2 separate regions of the Homo sapiens genome follow, and region 2 is linked to region 1. The links are chromatin loops, found by intact Hi-C in ENCODE. Cell type or tissue: dorsolateral prefrontal cortex. All regions are shown on one strand. Each heading gives the region's core, and the rest is flanking DNA. Links, peaks and the distances in the headings are about the cores only.

Region 1 (8,913 bases), core at 129-8,128:
GCAGCAGAGCATCAAACTCCAGGATGCCCTGTCACGAGGGGAAGCGGAGATGCTAGCTAGCTAAGGGAAGAGGGGCCAGACTATGTGGGCCTTCCAGAAAGGGCCTGACAGCAGGTGGCGAGGGAGAGGGAGAAGGAAAGGTTCTCTGTTCAATCTACCGCCTTTACCCACAACTGCCCAAGTAAGCACTGCTTCTAGATCCAAACAACGGGCAGAGATGTGAAAAATCCAGAGTTAAAGATGGTTGCAGGCTGGGTGCGGTGGCTCATGCCTGTAATCCCAGCACTTTGGGAGGCCGAGGCAGGCGGATCACCTGAGGTCGGGAGTTCGAGACCAGCCTGACCAACATGGTGAAACCCTATCTTTACTAAAATACAAAATACATGCTGGTGGCGCAGGCCTGTAATCCCAGCTACTCAGGAAGCCAAGGCAGGAGAATCGCTTGAACCCGGAAGGCGAAGGTCGCAGTGAGCCGAGATTTCGCCACTACACTCCAGCCTGGGCAACACAGTGAGACTCCGTCTCAAAAGTAATAATAATAATAAGAAGAAGACTTTTGTACTTGTGGGAGAGGAGAGCTTGAACTATCTAGAAAATTTACCATGTGGCTAGGGAATGCTCAAGGAGCAGAGGCTGGGCCGTGGGAGACCAAACCCCTTGCTTTCACCCTGTCACTGCCTGGTGCTCGTCAATTCCAAGAAACCACTGGTAGGCACTCGGTGAAGGCTGGGGACCAGGTCACGGGATGCTGGTGATTTCTGCGGCCCCTGAAGCTGTACGCAACCCACATCACTCACCTGCGGAGAAGCGACTGCTGCAGGCTCTTGCAGGTGGCGAGGGACTCCCCGGTGAACAGGTGGCACATGACAACCTGCAGGCAGCGAGCCATGAAGGCCAGCACGGCATCGGGCTGGAGGGTGCCGCTGCGAGAGACCAGGCACAGGCGCTGCAGCGAGGGGCACTGGCTCAGCGCCTGGAAGAACTGGGCGTTGGCGCTGAAGTAGGGCTGCTCCAGCCTGCGGGGAGAGAGGGCAGCTGTGAGGTCCGAGGGAGGGGCTCGCAGGCCAGGCCAGCTGGGCGTCTGGAGGTGCTGCCAGTGGAAGCTTCCTGGCCTGGGGCCCAGCCCAGCTGTTCCCGCCACCTCCCACCAATACCACTATCCCTTGGAGTACTGGGTGCCGACTCAGGCCCCCAGGGTCCCCCTTGGAGATCTGATTTGGAGGCGACCCGGTGGGCCTGATGCAAGCAGCCAGCCAGTGTCTACAGAGCCCGGCTTCAAGTCACCAGCCGAGGCCATCAGCATCTGTGTCCGCAGCCTGCCTGGTGCACCCCAATGACCCCCAGGCACCCTATCTTCCTCAAACGCTGGTGTGCTGGGCAGCGGATGCAAAGAGGACCCCACACATGGCCCCTGCCCTTGGGAAGCTCAGCTGGACAGGGAGGCAGATAAGGACTGAACACCATGAGAGAGGGCGGTAATCCGGGAGGCTGGTGTGGGGGAGGGAGAGGGCGAGAATCTGGGAGGCAGGGGGTAAGGTGGGCAGGAACTTCAGCCAGATGGGGGCCACTTCAGCCACGACAGATGGGAGGACAGCGCTGGATGGCTGCAGGGCCAAAGGAGGAGGCCGAGGGGAGTGGGGCCAAGCTAAGAGGTTGGCAGCCAGGGCAGGGGGGAGGCCCAAGTCCGCACCAAGGCTACAGTGACAGAGACCAAGACGGGAGAACCCAGGGGAAAGGGGAGGACTTGGGAAAGGGAAGTAGGGGACGACATTCTAGATCCTTCCTGGGGAGTCTGTCCATGCAGACAGAAAGCAGAAGGACAGGCCATGTCTCGAAGTACAGTGGCAGATGTGGGGATGTGGCGCTGCTGAGGACAGGCCCGGGGGGCCCTTGGAGAACCAGGCTGTGGGACTGGGCAAGACCTGGACTGTGGCAGGTTGTGGGGTGCAGCGAGCCCCTGAGATAAGAATCAAGAGGGAGCAGAGAGGCTGGAGGGGAACTCACGTGACTTCAGGGGCTGCCAGGAACTCCCGGGGTGGGGGGAGGAGCCGCTGGAGGGACGGGCTGAGGCGAATGGGGAGGGGCTAGTGTGGACTGAGCTGCGACGCCCCCCCACACACACACTATGCAGGAGTCCTCACCTTGGGACCTGAGGGTGTGGCCTTATTTGGAGGCAGGTTTGTTGCGGATGCAAGGGAGTTAAGAGGAGGATGCATCCTGCATGATGGGGACTCTAAATCTAATGACTGGTTCCTTATAAGGCCAGGTGAAGGCACAGAGATACCCAGACACAGACAGAAGGCGGCCAGGTCACAACAGAGGCAGAGACTGGGGCCACGTGTCCACCAGCCAAGCAGTGCCAGGCGTGGCTGGCAGGCGCCCGAGTTCCTCCTCACCATCCTCAGAAGGAATGAACCATCCCTGCCCATAGCCTGATTTGGGGCCTCTGGGCTCCAGAATCGTGAGACAATAAATGCCTGTTGCATGAAGCCACTCAGTTTGTGATCAATTGTCCTGGCAGCCCCAGGATCCTAGCACAGATGCTGAGGGCAGCCACAGCAGAAGGCGCCACAGGCATGGAGATTCTTCCCTGGTAGGTGACACAAAAAGACCAAGTCACGGCGGGCATGGTGGCTCACACTTATAATCCCAGCCCTTCAGGAGGCCAAGGCAGGAGGATCACTTGAGCCCAGGAGTTTGAGAAGAGCCTGGGCGACATAGTGAGAGCCCAGCTCTACAAAAAGTACAAAAATTATCCAGCCATGGTGGCACGCACCTGTACTCCCAGCTACTCGGGAAGCTGAGGTGGGAGGATCGCTTGAGCCCAGGACTTCGAGGCTGCAGTGAGCTAGGATCGTGCCACTGCACTCCAAGCTGGATGACAGAGCAAGACAGTCTCGATCTGTTGCCCAGGCTGGAGTGCAGTGGCGTGATCTCAGCTCATTGCAAGCTCCCGGGTTCACGCCATTCTCCTGCCTCAGCCTCCCGAGTAGCTGGGACTACAGGCGCCTGCCACCGCACCCAGCTAATTTTTTGTATTTTTAGTAGAGATGGGGTTTCACCGTGTTAGCCAGGATGGTCTCAATCTCCTGACCACTTGCTCCACCCGCCTCAGCCTCCCAAAGTGCTGGGATTACAGGCGTGGGCCACTGCACCTGGCCAAAATTTTTTTTTTAAAAGAATAAAGGAAGTGTGGCTCATGAGAGACTGGTTATTTACTTTTGTGTGTGTGTGCGTGCGTGCGTGCGTGCGTGTGTGTGTGTGGAGACAGGGGTCTCACTATGTTGCCCAGGCTGGTCTCCAACTCCTGAGCTCAAGCAATCCTCCTGCCTCAGCCTCCCAAAGTGCTAGGATTATAGGCGTGAGCCACCATGCCTGGTAGTTAATTTTCTTTTAATTGATTTAAGCAGAAATTCTCAGCCAGGTGCGGTGGCTCACGTCTATAATCCCAGCACCTTGGGAGGCTGAGGCAGGCGGATCACCTGAGGTCAGGAGTTCGACACTGGCCAACATGGCAAAACCCTGTCACTACTAAAAATACAAAAATTAGCCAGGCAGGCCGGGCACGGTGGCTCATGCCTGTAATCCCAGCACTTTGGGAGGCCGAAGAGGGCAGATCACCTGAAATCGGGAGTTTGAGACCAGCCTGACCAACATGGAAAAACCCCATCTCTACTAAAAATACAAAATTAGCTGGTCGTGGTGGCACACACCTGTAATCCCAGCTACTCGGGAGGCTGAGGCAGGAAAATCGTTTCTACCTGGGAGGCAGAGGTTGCGGTGAGCCAAGATGGCACCATTGCACTCCAGCCTGGGCAACAAGAGTGAAACTCCATCTCAAAAAAAAAAAAAAAAATTAGCTGGGCGTGGCGGGGCATGCCCATTATCCCAGCTACTGGGGAGGCGAAGGCAGGAGAATTGCTTGGAGGCAGAGGATGCAGTGAGCTGAGATCACACCACTGCACTCCAGCCTAGGTGACAGAGCGAGACTCTGTCTCACACAAAAAAATAAATAAATAAAATTAAATAAATAATAAAATAAAACATCCAAATTGTCTTTATTTTTCTATATTTGTTTTGTTAAGCTATTCAGATTGTTTTTATTTAAAGATAGTAATAAAATGTTTTCATTACGTATATTTTAAATACCACCTCTCCCTAAAAAAATCCTAAAGTAAACAACCCTTTGCAGACCGGAAGGTGGGAAACGGGAAGGGGTAAAAAAGACGGTGCAGGCGCCGCACCTGCTGAGCTGCAAAGTCACCTCTGGATTTCTCTCCAAAGCAAAAGCAGGAGGCTCCAGACAGCAGGAGATGGAAACGGGGCGTTGGGCAAGGACGGTGCCGTCGTGTGGTCACTAGGTGGCGATGCGGCTCCGTGCTACCCGCCCCAGATCGCCCCGAGCCTCTGGGGTTAAAAACCAAGTCTGCAGAGCGTGGAAAAAAAACCTTTTTTCCACGAGATAACCACATCCACATTCTTCCGCCCCGGAGGAAGTCACCTGTCACAGGTGTTCAGGATGTGGCAGGCCCACGGGAGTGACTGGTCAGGCAGCGGGCCTGGCACGTCTAAAGCTTCCTAGGCTCCCACAGCACGCCGCCTGGGGCACGGCACCCAGGACGGTGGCAGAGCTGACCTGACTCGAGTGACCGGCAGCGTCTGCAGGGAGGATGGGGACGAGGAAAAGGCTCCCACTGCGCCGGGCCTCACCTTTGAGTGAGGATCCAGCCTCCCCATTCTGCTCCCTGAGGGGGCACCTGGGTCTCCTGGTGACTCTGTGGGCATGAAAGGTGCTGAGCTCACAGTGCGGGGGCTCCCATCTGGCCACCCACTGCACGGGCCGTGAGAGCAGCACCCAGGCCTCCGAGGTGTCCCTAGGGTGGCTCCGGGGCCTGGCTCTGAAAAGGATGGCCCGCTTCTGCCCAGACGCTGCCCTGGTCACGCTCACAGCAGCCCGGGTGACTCAGGGTGACACGCTCCCCCGCCCTCCACCGCAAGCAGGGCTTAGCTGGTCTAGGGAAAGAAGGTGTCTTTTCTGCCCAATTTGTAATCCCCTTACTACTGAGGTGTGTCCAAGTCCCAGCCAGAGCGACTCCTTCCTGCACCACCCCCTCCCTGCCAGGAGCCCCAGCAAGCACAAAGCTGGGGGTCACGGTGTGGGGGCTGCCAGTGGCAGCAGGTGGCTGGCGTGGGATTCCAAGCTCTGCCACCAAAGAGACTCCGGCCGCCCCAGGATGCGGCCTCGGAGCATCGTGCCAGCCTCCAGGGATCCCAGCGCCGTTTCCTCTGCACAGCTCCTGCCCACGGGCAAGCGAGTGCCACCTGCTCCTTCCACTGCAGCGTCCGGGCTCCCTTGCCGCAGAAGGCAGGAATCCAGAGGAACGGGGCCAGCTGGCAGCGTCTGGGAACCGGCATTTGTTCTGAACAGGCAGTACCCAGCTCAGAGCAGACGTGGTTCTCAGGGGCTGCTGGGCACAGGCTGGAGTTTGTCCACAGAGATGGCATTATGAGCAGGGTCGGTCTCTCAGGCTGGCCCACAAAACCCACAAAACCCACAGAACCCGCAGGCCTCTCCGCGCCTTCTCCATGGCCCTGCTCCTGAGGAAGGCCCTTGGCCACGGGGATTCCGTCCCAGACTCCGGAGGCCATCGGGGACCATGAAATCACGCTGACCTCGGGAGGCCGGAGACAAGCAGCCATGTGACCTAGGCAAGTTCATGCACTCTCTGGGCCTTACTTTCTTCATCCATTAAGTGGGTACAACTGTGTCGACACTCAGAGGTTGTTGAGAATATCAAAGGGGTCAAGACCTGTACACCCATGAAAAGCACCTGGCAGAGGTCACATGAGCCCAAAGGTCCCCTCCACCCGCGGTGGCTGCCGTCACCTCTGCCTCTTGCTTCCGGAACACCCCCTCCCTCCGGCCAGTGCCTCCCTTGCTGACAGCCTCTGCTCGGTCTCCCTTCCACATTCTTCTTCCTCTTCCTGGCCAATCCTTGTCACGTGTGCCCCAGCCCAATCCGTGGGCTCACCTGGATCCATAGGTGGCTAAAGGCCACCTATGAGCTGAGGACGCCAAAGCAACTCTCCCAGGCCAGACCTCAGCCTGGACTCAGGGCTTGGCTTAGGCCCATCAACTAGGAGGCCACACTTAACAGACTCTCCGGACCGGGCACAGTGGCTCACACCTGTGATCCCAGCCCTTTGGGCGGCCCAGGCAAGAGGATCACTTGAGCCCAGGAGTTCAAGACCAGCCCGGGCAACACAGCAAGACCCCGTCTCTACAAAAAATACAAAAAACTAGCCAGGCGGCCGGGCACAGTGGCTTACGCCTGTAATCCCACCACTTTGGGAGGCCGAGGTGGGCGGATCACCTGAGGTCAGGAGTTCGAGACCAGCCTGGCCAACATGGTGAAACCCCGTCTCTACTAAAAATACAAAAAAAAAATTAGCCGAGTATGGTGGTGGGCACCTGTAATCCCAGCTACTCTGGAGGCTGAGACAGGAGAATCGCTTGAATCCAGGAGGCAGAGGTTGCAGTGAGCTGAGATCATGCCATTGTACTCAAGCCTGGGTGACAGAGTGAGACTCTGTCTCAAAAAAAAAAAAAAAAAAAAACTAGCCGGGCATGGTCGCATGTGCCTATAGTCCCAGCTACTCGGGAGGCTGAGGTGGGAGGATCACCTGAGCCAGAGAAGGTCGAGGCTGCAGTGAGCTGTGATCATGCCACTGCACTCCGGTCTGGGAGACAGAATGAGACCATTTTTAAAAAAAAAAAGTGGGAAAGCCCAAATTTTACATGCATTTTGCGTCAAATTTCTAAAGCAGGGAGATTCTGAAAAGTCGCCCGTCTGGTTCTCAAAGCAGTCGCCCGTCCTGGTTCTCCAGGATGCCTGGGTCAGAGCATGAATAACCACCCCGCTCCCCACGCACGGAGCCTCGCAGTGGCTCGAGCTGAGAATCAAAGCGGCCGATCCAGGGCCTGGTGACTCCACCAGACAGGAAATACAGAGGCTTCTAGCAATCTGCTCTGCCATTTGAAAGTCCTGGGTTTGATCCTGCGCTTCTCAACCCAACACTAACAGGTCTGCAGTGGGAGGAGGTCGAGAGGGAGGGTGGCGCCAAGCTGGCTGCATGGCCGGGGGACTCCAGGGTGTGAGCCTCCAGCTCGGCTGCTCCCGAGCAGACCCGGCCACTTCCTGCCATGCCTTCTGCGGGAGAGGGGAGATTTACAAGGGGCGCCCTTATCTCTACTCTGCATGGCTCCAGGGCCAAGGTCAAGCACCGGTGTTTGCGAGAGACTCAGCTCCCCCTGAGCTCCCACAGCCTCATCTGGGAAATGGGAATGATCAAGGCTGCAATCGCAGCAGATTATGGCAGGGAGGATGGGCTCAGTGCATGGCTCTCAGCAAAGGCACAAGGTGAATGCTAACTATTCTGGGGACAATGACACGTGCCCACGTGCCCCTTAGGCTGGAGCATGACTTCATGTACCCGCAACCCACCCCACCAGCTAAGGACTCACAGAGACACCAGCTCACTCATCTAAGCCCTGCCTCCACTTTCTCCCCCACCCAGTCCCTGGTAGTACTGAGGCTCAAGGCCTTCACTACCTTTTGGGTAATTTTTTTTCTTTTTTCTTTTTACTTTTTTTTTTTTTTTTTTGAGACCGAGTCTCACTCTGTCACCCATGCTGGAGTGCAGCGGCCAGTGGCGCGATCTCGGCTCACTGCAAGATCCGCCTCCCGGGTTCATGCCATTCTCCTGCCTCAGCCTCCTAAGCAGCTGGGACTACAGGCGCCCACCACCACGCCCAGCTAATTTTTTGTATTTTTAGTAGAGACGGGTTTCACCGTGTTAGCCAGGATGGTCTCGATCTCCTGACCTTATGATCCACCCGCCTCGGCCTCCCAAAGTGCTGGGATTACAGGCGTGAGCCACGGCGCCCGGCCGAGGCCATTTTGATTTTTACTTTAAAGGCTCGCCACATGGACAAAGGCCAGGGGGCTTCACACGCTCAGTCAACTCCAGGTACAGACCCCACCTATTCAGGGCTCTTCGCGTGTTCTGGCCTCCCTGGCAAAGTGCTGGGATTACAGGCGTGAGCCGCCACGCCCGGCCCATTTGGGGTAATTTTTCTTTTCTTTGCTTTTCTTTTTGAGAGTCTCACTCTGTCACCCAGGCTGGAGTGCAGTGGTGTGATCTGGCTCACTGCAACCTCTGCCTCCCGGGTAAAGAGCAATTCTCCTGCCTCAGCCTCCTGAGTAGCTGGGACTACAGGTGCCTGCTCCCACGCCCCGCTAATTTCTGTATGTTTTTGGTAGAAACAGAGTTTTACCATGTTGGCCAGACTGGTTTCCAACTCCTGACCTTAGATGATCCGCACACCTTGGCCTCCCAAACTGCTGGGATTACAGGAGTGAGCCACCATGCCCAAACCCATTTTGGGTAATTTTTCAAGATCAGATTTATTGGCCAAGATTTTCAAATTCATCTCAAGTTAACGAATTCTTATTCCTTAAATACTAGGAACGGACAAGAACACCGTTCACTCCACAGCACAATTCAGCATAAATTCATGTTGTGCTTGGCTCTGGAAATGCCATGGGCCCTGGACACTGTCTGGTGTGGAGCTCTCCCAGGCCTGTTGTTCCACCTCCTCCCCGCTCTGGGATGGGTCCTGCTCCTAGTCCCAAGGACCATCACCTCCCAGGAGTCTGTGGTCCCCCTCCTGAGCCGACCTCTCCTGTCTCCTCCATCCTGTGCCCTGAAGTCCATCTGGGATGCCCAGGGAGGCTGCTCCCTCTCCCGGGTGAAACCCCTCGGCACTGTTGCCCACCTTCCTTGTCTGCCCCATCTTCCCTACTCCCTCCCACCTCCCATTGTGCCCTGGACCCTCTGAACCGACTGCTC
Region 2 (8,913 bases), core at 501-8,500, 290 kb after region 1:
AACAAAGCAGATGATGAGTTCAGAGAAAGAAAACGAAAATTGTGTTAACTTTAATATGTGGACAAAATATGGTAAAATAACATCCATCATTATGGATATAAATATGCAAACAATTAGTCTAGAGTTTAACAGCTCTAAGAATCCTATTATCTGTGTATTTTTACAATAGGAAAGGTTTTAAATCAAAAATTAAACTCAAAATCTTCAGTGGGCGGGCTAAACAATTTAACATAAAACATCAAGATTTTCTTCAACTGTCCAATGAAAATTAGTTTAGAAACTAGGACAGATAAGTAAGTACATCCTCATGTGTGGAGGGTAAAATCAACGTTTTCAACGATCTTTTTAGAACTGAATCTTCTGTGACCAAAGGACATGCTTCTGCTTCTAGCCCAAGTACTGCCTTGCAGGCTCCATCCCTTGACATGTTTTCATACGGCATTTGAGTTATTTCTTTTAAACCACAAATCTCACCATGGTGAAACCGAAATCCTTACCATGGCCTACAAAACGCTACCATCACCTGACCTTGCTGACATAGCGGGCCTTACCTCATACCTTTTCCCCCCGCATTCACCATTCAGTAGTAACAATGGTTCAGTTCCATGACTTGCTCCTTCCTTCCACTGCAGGCTCTTCCCCAGCTAAACTACTCTTCTTCACTGCCTCTTGGACCAAATTAACTCTATTCATTGTTCGGTTCTTTGCTTTCTCCTCAGAGAAAAATTGTTCCTGATTATCCCCTAGATGTTCCTCCCTGGTTCAATCACACAACGTACCTCATTTCTTCAAAGTACTTCCAACAATACTTTAATATACTTATTTAGGAAACTATGTGTAATTTTGGTCTCCTCTGCTAAAACTTAAGTTCCAAGAAGGCAGAACCAAAGTGTCACTTGATCCCAAAGCCCCAGGACATAGCATATCGGATGGCACAGTAGATGATCTTCAATAGTAGATGTACTTTCAGAATAAATAGCACTCACTAATTATAGAAGGATAATTAGTGGCATGAACTCTGGGTCCAAACTGAGTTCAAGTTCCACGCTGACCCTTACAAGTTTTGGGACTAGATATTTTTCAGCACCTCAGTTTCTTTTTTTAAAATTATTATTATTTTTGAGACGGAGTCTCGCTCTGTCACCCAGGCTGGAGTGCAGTGGCACAATCTCGGATCACTGCAACCTCCGCCTCCCGAGTTCATGTGATTCTCCTGCCTCAGCCTCCCCAGTAGCTGGGATTACAGGCGCACGCCATCACACCTGGCTAATTTTTGTATTTTTAGTAGAGACGGGGTTTCACCATGTTGGCCAGGCTGGTCTCGAACTCCTGACCTTAGGTGATCTGCCCGCCTCGGCCTCCCAAAGTGCTGGGATTACGGGCGTGAGCCACACCATTCCCAACTATGTTCTATTATCTTTAACAATAATGCAAATATAATGATATCAGGTATGAGAATGAATTATGTCTCTAAAGAGCTAGAATATAGCAATGCCTAGAATTTTGTAAACACATTAAATAGTAGCTGGTAGTAGAATCAGCAAATACCAGCTCTCTCAACTATCCTATTCATCAACTTTCGATCTGCCTCACTCACACCTAACCCTTCTTTATCAGATTTCTCCACAGGGGCTTCAGGAGTTCTCTTTTATTAGCTGCTGCTGCTCTAATCAGGGTAAAAATCTAAAGCCTCGAATGAGGTTTGCCAGGGGGTCCAAAATCTGGCCCAGACTCTCCAGGCATTTCCTCAAATCCACCACTACTCCCCACACCCCAGGCGCAATAAATTATGAAATACAAAACCAAGGCAAAGCCAGGCCATGTATTAGCCTTCTTCCTTAAAGCAAGCCGACTAAATTGAGATGTTTCATAGAATCTTCCCGCTTCTCTCCCTTCTCAGCGCGTAAAGAATGTTCTGGCAGAGCACGGTGGCTAAAGCCTGTAATTCTTGTGCTTTGGGAGGCTGAGGGTCACTTAAACCCAGGAGTTGGGCAGCACAGCTAGACTCCGTCTCTTAAAAAAAAAAAAAAAAAAAAAAGTTAGCCGAGCGTGGTGGTGCGCGCCTGTAATTCCAGCTACTCGGGAGGCTGAGGCAGGAGAATTACTTGAAGCTGGCAGGCGGAGGGTGCAGTGGGCAGAGATGGCACCACTGCACTTTAGCCTGGGAAATACAGCCAGACTCCGCCTCAAAAAAAAAAAAAAAATGCTCAATGAATGGGCTGGGGTGGGTGGGGCAGAGAGGAGCTGACGGGACATACTACATCTAAAACGCCACTGTTTCCGAGGGACGCGGATATGCTCTGGTCCCCCACCTACATCCCATTCAGTAAACAAAGGTACCCACCGAAACATACAGCAGCACAAACCCATTTTTATAAGACCCTGTGCCTGACTATTGCAGGAAGATGGAGGACAAACAACAGCTGGAGAATAGATGAGCTGATGTTTGGCTCCTAACCTCTAAAACAATGCCAACCCAGCCCCTTCCAGGAGTAACAGCTTGAAAACAATACATGGCATTTAGATAGTTTTTAGCATTCCTGGCAATTCCGTTACTAATTCATGGGTCTTCCTCACAAGGGAAGAAACCCCATTTTTGAGGCACAGGCCCACCAGGGCAAAATGACCTGGCCAGGCTGGAGCCAGGTGCATGTGAGGGCCACTGTGAGGCCCTCTGCTCTGCTCACCCTCTACGTCACAGTGCTTCTTCTGTAGGTGAACGTGTGGGTTTTCAGCCAGGGCGCTTCTTACTGAAGGGCCCGAGGGTCCCGGAGAACATATCTGAAACGTCTTTTGAAAAGACTGTAGCACTTTGGGAGGCCGAGGCGGAGGGATCACCTGAGGTCAGACGTTAGAGACCAGCCTGGCCAACACGGAGAAATCCCGTCTCTACTAAAAATACAAAAATTAGCTGGACGTGGTGGCAAATGCCTGTAATCCCAGCTGAGGCAATCCCTGTGAGGCTGAGGCAGGAAAATCGCTTGAATCCGGGAGGCAGAGCTTGCAGTGAGCCGGGATCGCGCCACTGCACTCCAGCCTGGGCAACAGAGCAAGACTCCGTCTCAAAGAAAAGGAGAAAAAAAAAAAAGTAAAAGAAAAAAGAACGTTCTCTTTGCACGATCTAAGTACCTAGGACAGCTGCTACCCAGGCCCTTAGGGATTTACAGAGCCCTGTCGGATTTGTCAGAAATTTCTGTAACCCGCACGCCGCGCACGCTCCAGGGTTGGTTGCAAGTGGCCCAGAGTCTTGGATCCCTGGTCCTGTTCCACCGGGAGCAGAACCACCTCGACGCGGGGACAGCGGCCTCGCTCGCTGCCCAGCGCCCGGACACCCGAGCCGGGCCAGCCCCCAGCGCCCCGCAGAAGGGTTTGACGCACTTGCGGCGCCCTCGCGAGTGCCGGGTGACAGTCGCCAACTTTCGCGGAACACGCGCTCCAGATGTGAGGGAAGAGGAGGAAAAACGCCGCCCGCCTGGGCTGGGGTTCACAGGCACGGCCCGCCTCCCGCCGCTCCTCCAGGCCGCGCTCGGGTGCACGGACACCGCCTCCGCGGCGGCCTCGGGCCCGGGGGAGGGAAGCGCGGTCTCCCGGGCTGTTGCCCTCGCGCAGCAGACCCGAGGGGCCGGCCCGCGAAACTTCGCGAAGTGGCGAGAGGGGGCCACCCGGCCGCTCAGCGCCTTTGTCGCTCCAGCCTCGCCACCGCACCGGGCTCGAGACGCCCAGCCCAGCCCCTTGGCCCGATCCCGCCCGGGCCTCGGCCCGCGCCCCTCAGCTCGGCGGCCCTCACGGCCCGCGCCCCCGCCCCCACCCCCGGAGCTCCACAGAGGCGCCCCTCAGAGAGGCCGCGTCGCCTCACAGACCCGCCCAGGAGCTCGAGCGCGCCCCGCAGCCGACACTCACTCGTCACTCAAGTCGCCGGCTAGCCAGGCAGGTTCGGCGGCCTTCGCTACCGCGCCGCTTACTCCTCAGAAGCCGCAGCTGCGAGCTCCGTGGCAGCCGCTGCACTCCTTCCGGCCCTGCCGCGGCGTCACCTCGCGCCTGCGCACAGCGCCCCCTCCCGACTAAGGACAGGAAGAACCATAGAGGCACTCCGGGTACTGCGGAGGAGGGACCGGGGGGCTCACCATAGAGAGGGCCGCCTAGTCGCGCCTGCATCCGGGCTCTCCGCCTGCGGAGACTTGACTCCCCCACGAGGCAGGAGGGTGAAAGGAAAGGAGACCCCCATATCCGACCCCACAAGGAGCCACCATCTCCCCAGAGCTGAAAAGGGTATGGGGCAGGTGGTTGTGGATGTTTACTCGATATCTACTGATTTGCCCTAATTCGTTTGGCAAGTCATTCATTCATTCTGCAAATATATTCTGCGGATTTCCTGTGGGCCACACACTGTTCTAGGAATTGGGGAAATTAAGAGTAAAGTGGGTCCCATGGCTGGGCACAGTGGCTCACGCCTGTAATCCCAGCACTTTGGGAGGCCAAGGCGGGTGGATCACTTGAGGTCAGACGTTGGAGACCAGCCTGGCCAACATGGTGAAACCCGTCTCTACCAAAAATAAAAAAATTAGCCAGGCATGGTGGCGGATGCCTGTAATCCCAGCTACTCAGGAGGCTGAGGCGGGAAAATCACTTGAACCTGGGAGGCGGAGGTTGTAGTGAGCCAACATGGCGCCCCTGCACTCCAGCCTGGGCAACAGAGCAACCCTCCATCTCGAAAAAAAAAAAAAGTAAAATGTGTTCCTGGCCTCAGGAAGTTTAGGTTTTAGTGAGCAAGTGAATAACTGACTAAAATACTGCTCCTGCTGGGCACAGTGGCTCATGTCCATAATCCCCGCGCTTTGGAAGGCCAAGGCAGGAGGATCGCTTGAGGCCAGGAGTTCAAGACCAGCCTTAGCAAAATAGCAAGACCCCAACTCTTAAAATAATTGCTGGCCAGGCGTGGTGGTTCACGCCTGTAATCCCAGCACATTGGGAGGCCGAGGCAGGCAGATCACTTGAGGTCAGGAGTTCGAGACCAGCCTGGCCACCATGGTGAAACCCCGTCTCTACTAAAAATACAAAAATTAGCTGGGCATGGTGGTGCGTGCCTGTAATCCGAGCTACTCGGGAGGCCGAGGCACAAGAATTGCTTGAACCGAGGAGGGGGAGGTTGTAGTGCAGTGATTATGCCACTGCACTTCAGCCTGGGTAACAGAGTGAGACTGTGTCTCAAAAAAAAAAAAATTGCCAAGTACACCTTCAAGTAGAGATATCAAGTCAGTAATTAGATAAATGAGTCTGGGCTGGGCATAGTGGCTTATACCTGGAATCCGAACATTTTGGGAAATGGAGGTGGGAGGATGGCTTGAAGCCAGGAGTTTGAGACGATCCTGGGCAATAGAGTAAGACCCCATCTTTACAAAAATAAAAATTAGCCGGGCATGGTGGTGCGCACCTATAGTCCCAGCTACTCAGGAGACTGAGGTGGGAGGATTTTTTTGTTTTGTTTTGTTTTGTTTGTTTTGTTTTTTTGGACAGAATCTCACTCTGTCAGCCAGGCTGGAGTGCGGTGGCACGATCTTGGCTCACTGCAACCTCCACCTTCTGGGCTCAAGCGATTCTCCTGCCTCAGCCTCCTGAGTAGCTGGGATTACAAGCATGTGCCACCACGCCCGGCTAATTTTCGTATTTTCAGTAGAGACAGGGTTTCACCATGTTGGCCAGGCTGGTCTTGAACTCCTGACCTCAGGTAATCTACCCACCTCGGCCTACCAAAGTGCTGGAATTACAGGAGCGAGCCACTAAACCCGGCCAGAGGATTGTTTGAGCCCAGGAGTCCGAGGCTGCTGTGAGCTATGATTGCACTGCTGCACTCCAGCCTGGATGACAGAACAACAGCCTGTCTCAAAAGAAGCAAACAAAAACAAAACAGGGAAATGAGAGGAACAATAGTCTTGATGCGGCAATGAGTGTTCCTTCTCTAAGACAGTAGAGTGTGGCTTATGGGGGCTTGCATGGGACAGAAAAAGACCACTACTCATAGTGCTTTGGGGAACAGTGTCCTGAGGGAATAGTCATGTTTCAGTGAAGTAGAAATTGAAGGGCTGCTTACAGAACAGGACGAGGATCTAGGGATCTTACAGATGTCAGGCCCTGAGTTAGAGGGTGCAGTGCATGGGAGACATTAGAGGGTGAACAGGAGAGAGAGTTTAAGATAGATACTTACCTGAGATGAGATCCTGGAATCACCTGGAAGGTAAAACAAAGGCATTGGCCTTGATGAGCTTATCCTCCATGCTGGTCCTCTTGGGGGAGGTGGATAATCGCTGTCAGTTACAGCCTTCTTCTTAGGATGGTCCTCATAAGCCCTTTGAGATGTTGGAAGAAAGCAGTATTGGAAGGAGAGCTTGGTGATCTTAGCAGGAGTGCAAGGTTCTTTCCGGACCACTGAACCCCTCTGTGGTTGGTGTCACACCCAAGGCAGGTGCGATCGAGTAACCTCTCTGAGTCTAGCTTTTTTTTTTTTTTTTTTTGAGATGAAGTCTTGCTGTGCCACCCAGTCTGGAGTGCGGTGGCGCGATCTTGGTTCACTGCAAGCTCCGCCTCCTGGGCTCACGCCGTTCTCCTGCCTCAGCCTCCCGAGTAGCTGGGACTACAGGCGCCCGCCACCAAGGGCTAATTTTTTTTTGTATTTTTAGTAGAGATGGGGTTTCGCCGTGTTAGCCAGGATGGTCTCGATCTCCTGACCTCGTGATCCACCCGCCTTGGCCTCCCAAAGTGCTGGAATTACAGGCATGAGCCACCGCACCTGGCCTGAGTCTGGAATTTTTTATTTGTTCAGGCTTTTTGGAGACTCTGACTCAGACGTGATGGCAATGAGAAGAGAGACTTTATTTTTGTCTTTATTTATTTATTTTTGAGACGGTGTCTCCTTCCATCGCCCAGGCTGGAGTGCAGTGGCACGATCTTGCCTCACTGGAACCTCTGCCTCCCAGGTTCAAGCGATTCTCCTGGCTCAGTCTCCCAAGTAGCTGGGACTACAGGCACCCACCATCACACCCGGCTAATTTTTAAAATATTTTTTGTAGAGACGGGGTTTCACCATGTTGGCCATGCTGGTCTCAAACTCCTCACCTCAGGTGATCTGCCTGTCTCAGCCCAAAGTGCTGGGATTACAGGTGTAAGCCACCATGCCAGGCCTTTATTTTGAAGTTTAATTTAAAAAAACATTAATAGATAGCCAGGTGTGGTGACACATGCCTCTAGTCCCAGCTACACAGGAGGCTGAGGCAGGAGAATCACTTTAACCCAGGAGGCAGAGGTTGCAGTGAGCCGAGGTTGCGCCACTGCACCCCAGCCTAGGTAACACAGCAAGACTTCGCCTCAAAAAAAAAAAAAAATTATAGAAACAGAGTCTCGCTTTGTTGCCCAGGGTGGTCTCGAACTCCTGGCTCTAAGTGATCCTTCCATCTTGCCCTCCTAAAGTGGTGGGATGGCAGATGTGAACTGCCATGTCTGGCGGGGAATTTTTTATTTGTAAAATGGGAATTTTAAGATATTATCTATTGCCCGGTGTTCTTGCAAGGATGAAATGGGATCATGTGTGAATTGAGAAGCTCTCATAGGAGTTATTTGTTTACATGCTCTTCTTGTCTTAAGCATTTTCGGAGTCATAAAGACAACTATCATATCTCTGCATTTTTCCCAGTGAGGGCGAGAGGAAGCTACTCCCTCCTTCTAGGTTGTCTGGAATCATTCTGGTTACTTTTGAACTGGAATCATTCTGGTTACTTTTGAACTGGAATCATTCTGGTTACTTTTGAAGCCTCTGGCCTTTTTTTTTTTTTTTTTTTTTTGGAGACGGAGTTTCACTCTTGTCGCTCATGCTGGAGTGCAATGGCATGATCTTGGCTCACTGCAAACTCTGCCTCCCGGATTCAAGTGATTCTCGAGTCTCAGCCCAAGTAGCTGAGATTACAGGTGCCCGCCACCACATCCGCCTAATTTTTGTATTTTCAGTAGAGGCAGGGTTTCACCACGTTGGCCAAGCTAGTCTTGAACTCCTGACCTCAGGTGATCTGCCTGCTTCGGCCTTCCAAAGTGTTGGCATCACAGGCGTGAGCCACTGTGCCCGGCCCTGTTTTTTTTTGGAGGGGGGTGGGGTGGGGTTGGGGGTCTCACTCTGTCACCGAGGCTAGAGTGCAGTGACTCAGTCAATCATAGTTCACTGCAGCCTTGACCTCCCAGGCTCAAGTGACCCTCCCACCCCTGCCTCCTGAGTAGCTGGGACTACAGGTGTGTGCCACCACGCCCGACTAATTTTTTAATTTTTTTGTATAGATGGGGTCTCGCTGTGTTTCTCAGGCTGGTCTCAAACTCCTGGCCTCAAGTGATCCTCCTGCCTCGGCCTCCCAAAGTGCTGAGATTATAGGCTTGAGCCACACCGCACCTGTCCTATTTTTGTCTGTTTGTTTGTTTGTTTGAAAGGAGTTTTGCTCTTGTTTCCCAGGCTGGAGTGCAATGGTGTGATCTTGGCTCACTGCAACCTCTGCCTCCCAGTTTCAAGCAATTCTCCTGCCTCGGCCTCCCGAGTAGCTGGGATTACAGGCATATGCCACCACTCCCGGCTAATTTTCTATTTTTAGTAGAGACAGGGTTTCTCAATGTTGTTCAGGCTGATCTCGAACTCCCGACCTCAGGTGATCCGCCCGCCTTGGCCTCCCAAAGTGCTGGGATTACAGGTGTGAGCCACCACACCTGGCCTGTTTTCTTTGTCTTAATGTTAACCAGCACCAAGAATCAGAAAGGGCAAGATAGCTACCTGCAGACTAAACTATTGTCAACAAGTGATGTTTTGCTGTTTTCCTGGGAAGAAGCATGGAAGTTCTGTCTATGAAAATCCGTATCATCTGTGCTGGCTGTAATTCCATGCAGTTA

The links. A loop is a pair of places that touch in the nucleus more often than their neighbours do. Peaks named below come from ENCODE experiments on the same cell type or tissue, not always from the same donor. Only the 100,000 strongest peaks of a DNase experiment are listed, where the experiment ranks them.
Region 2: it touches region 1 in a loop (2.4-fold over the local background); 4 of 110 quality-filtered maps call a loop at or near these places.

What each region holds. Positions count from the first base shown.
Region 1 is chr7:5,490,434-5,499,346 of GRCh38, forward strand. FBXL18 (F-box and leucine rich repeat protein 18) reads right to left here. Exons shown (of 5, transcript NM_024963.6): 4 at 798-1,016. MIR589 (microRNA 589) reads right to left here and starts at 5,484; the gene lies at 5,386-5,484. RefSeq lists enhancers at 4,628-4,707, 4,778-4,827. In dorsolateral prefrontal cortex, for the core only: CTCF peaks have their summits at 4,349 (motif pointing right) and 4,558; DNase peaks (open chromatin) are centred at 2,361, 4,368, 4,951, 5,398 and 1 weaker place; H3K4me3 peaks cover 1,729 bases; H3K27ac peaks cover 5,723 bases.
Region 2 is chr7:5,777,641-5,786,553 of GRCh38, forward strand. It overlaps RNF216 (ring finger protein 216), which reads right to left and starts at 4,023. Exons shown (of 17, transcript NM_207111.4): 1 at 3,901-4,023. RefSeq lists a silencer at 3,432-3,821. In dorsolateral prefrontal cortex, for the core only: CTCF peaks have their summits at 4,035 (motif pointing left) and 4,237; DNase peaks (open chromatin) are centred at 3,467 and 4,051; H3K4me3 peaks cover 2,338 bases; H3K27ac peaks cover 1,813 bases.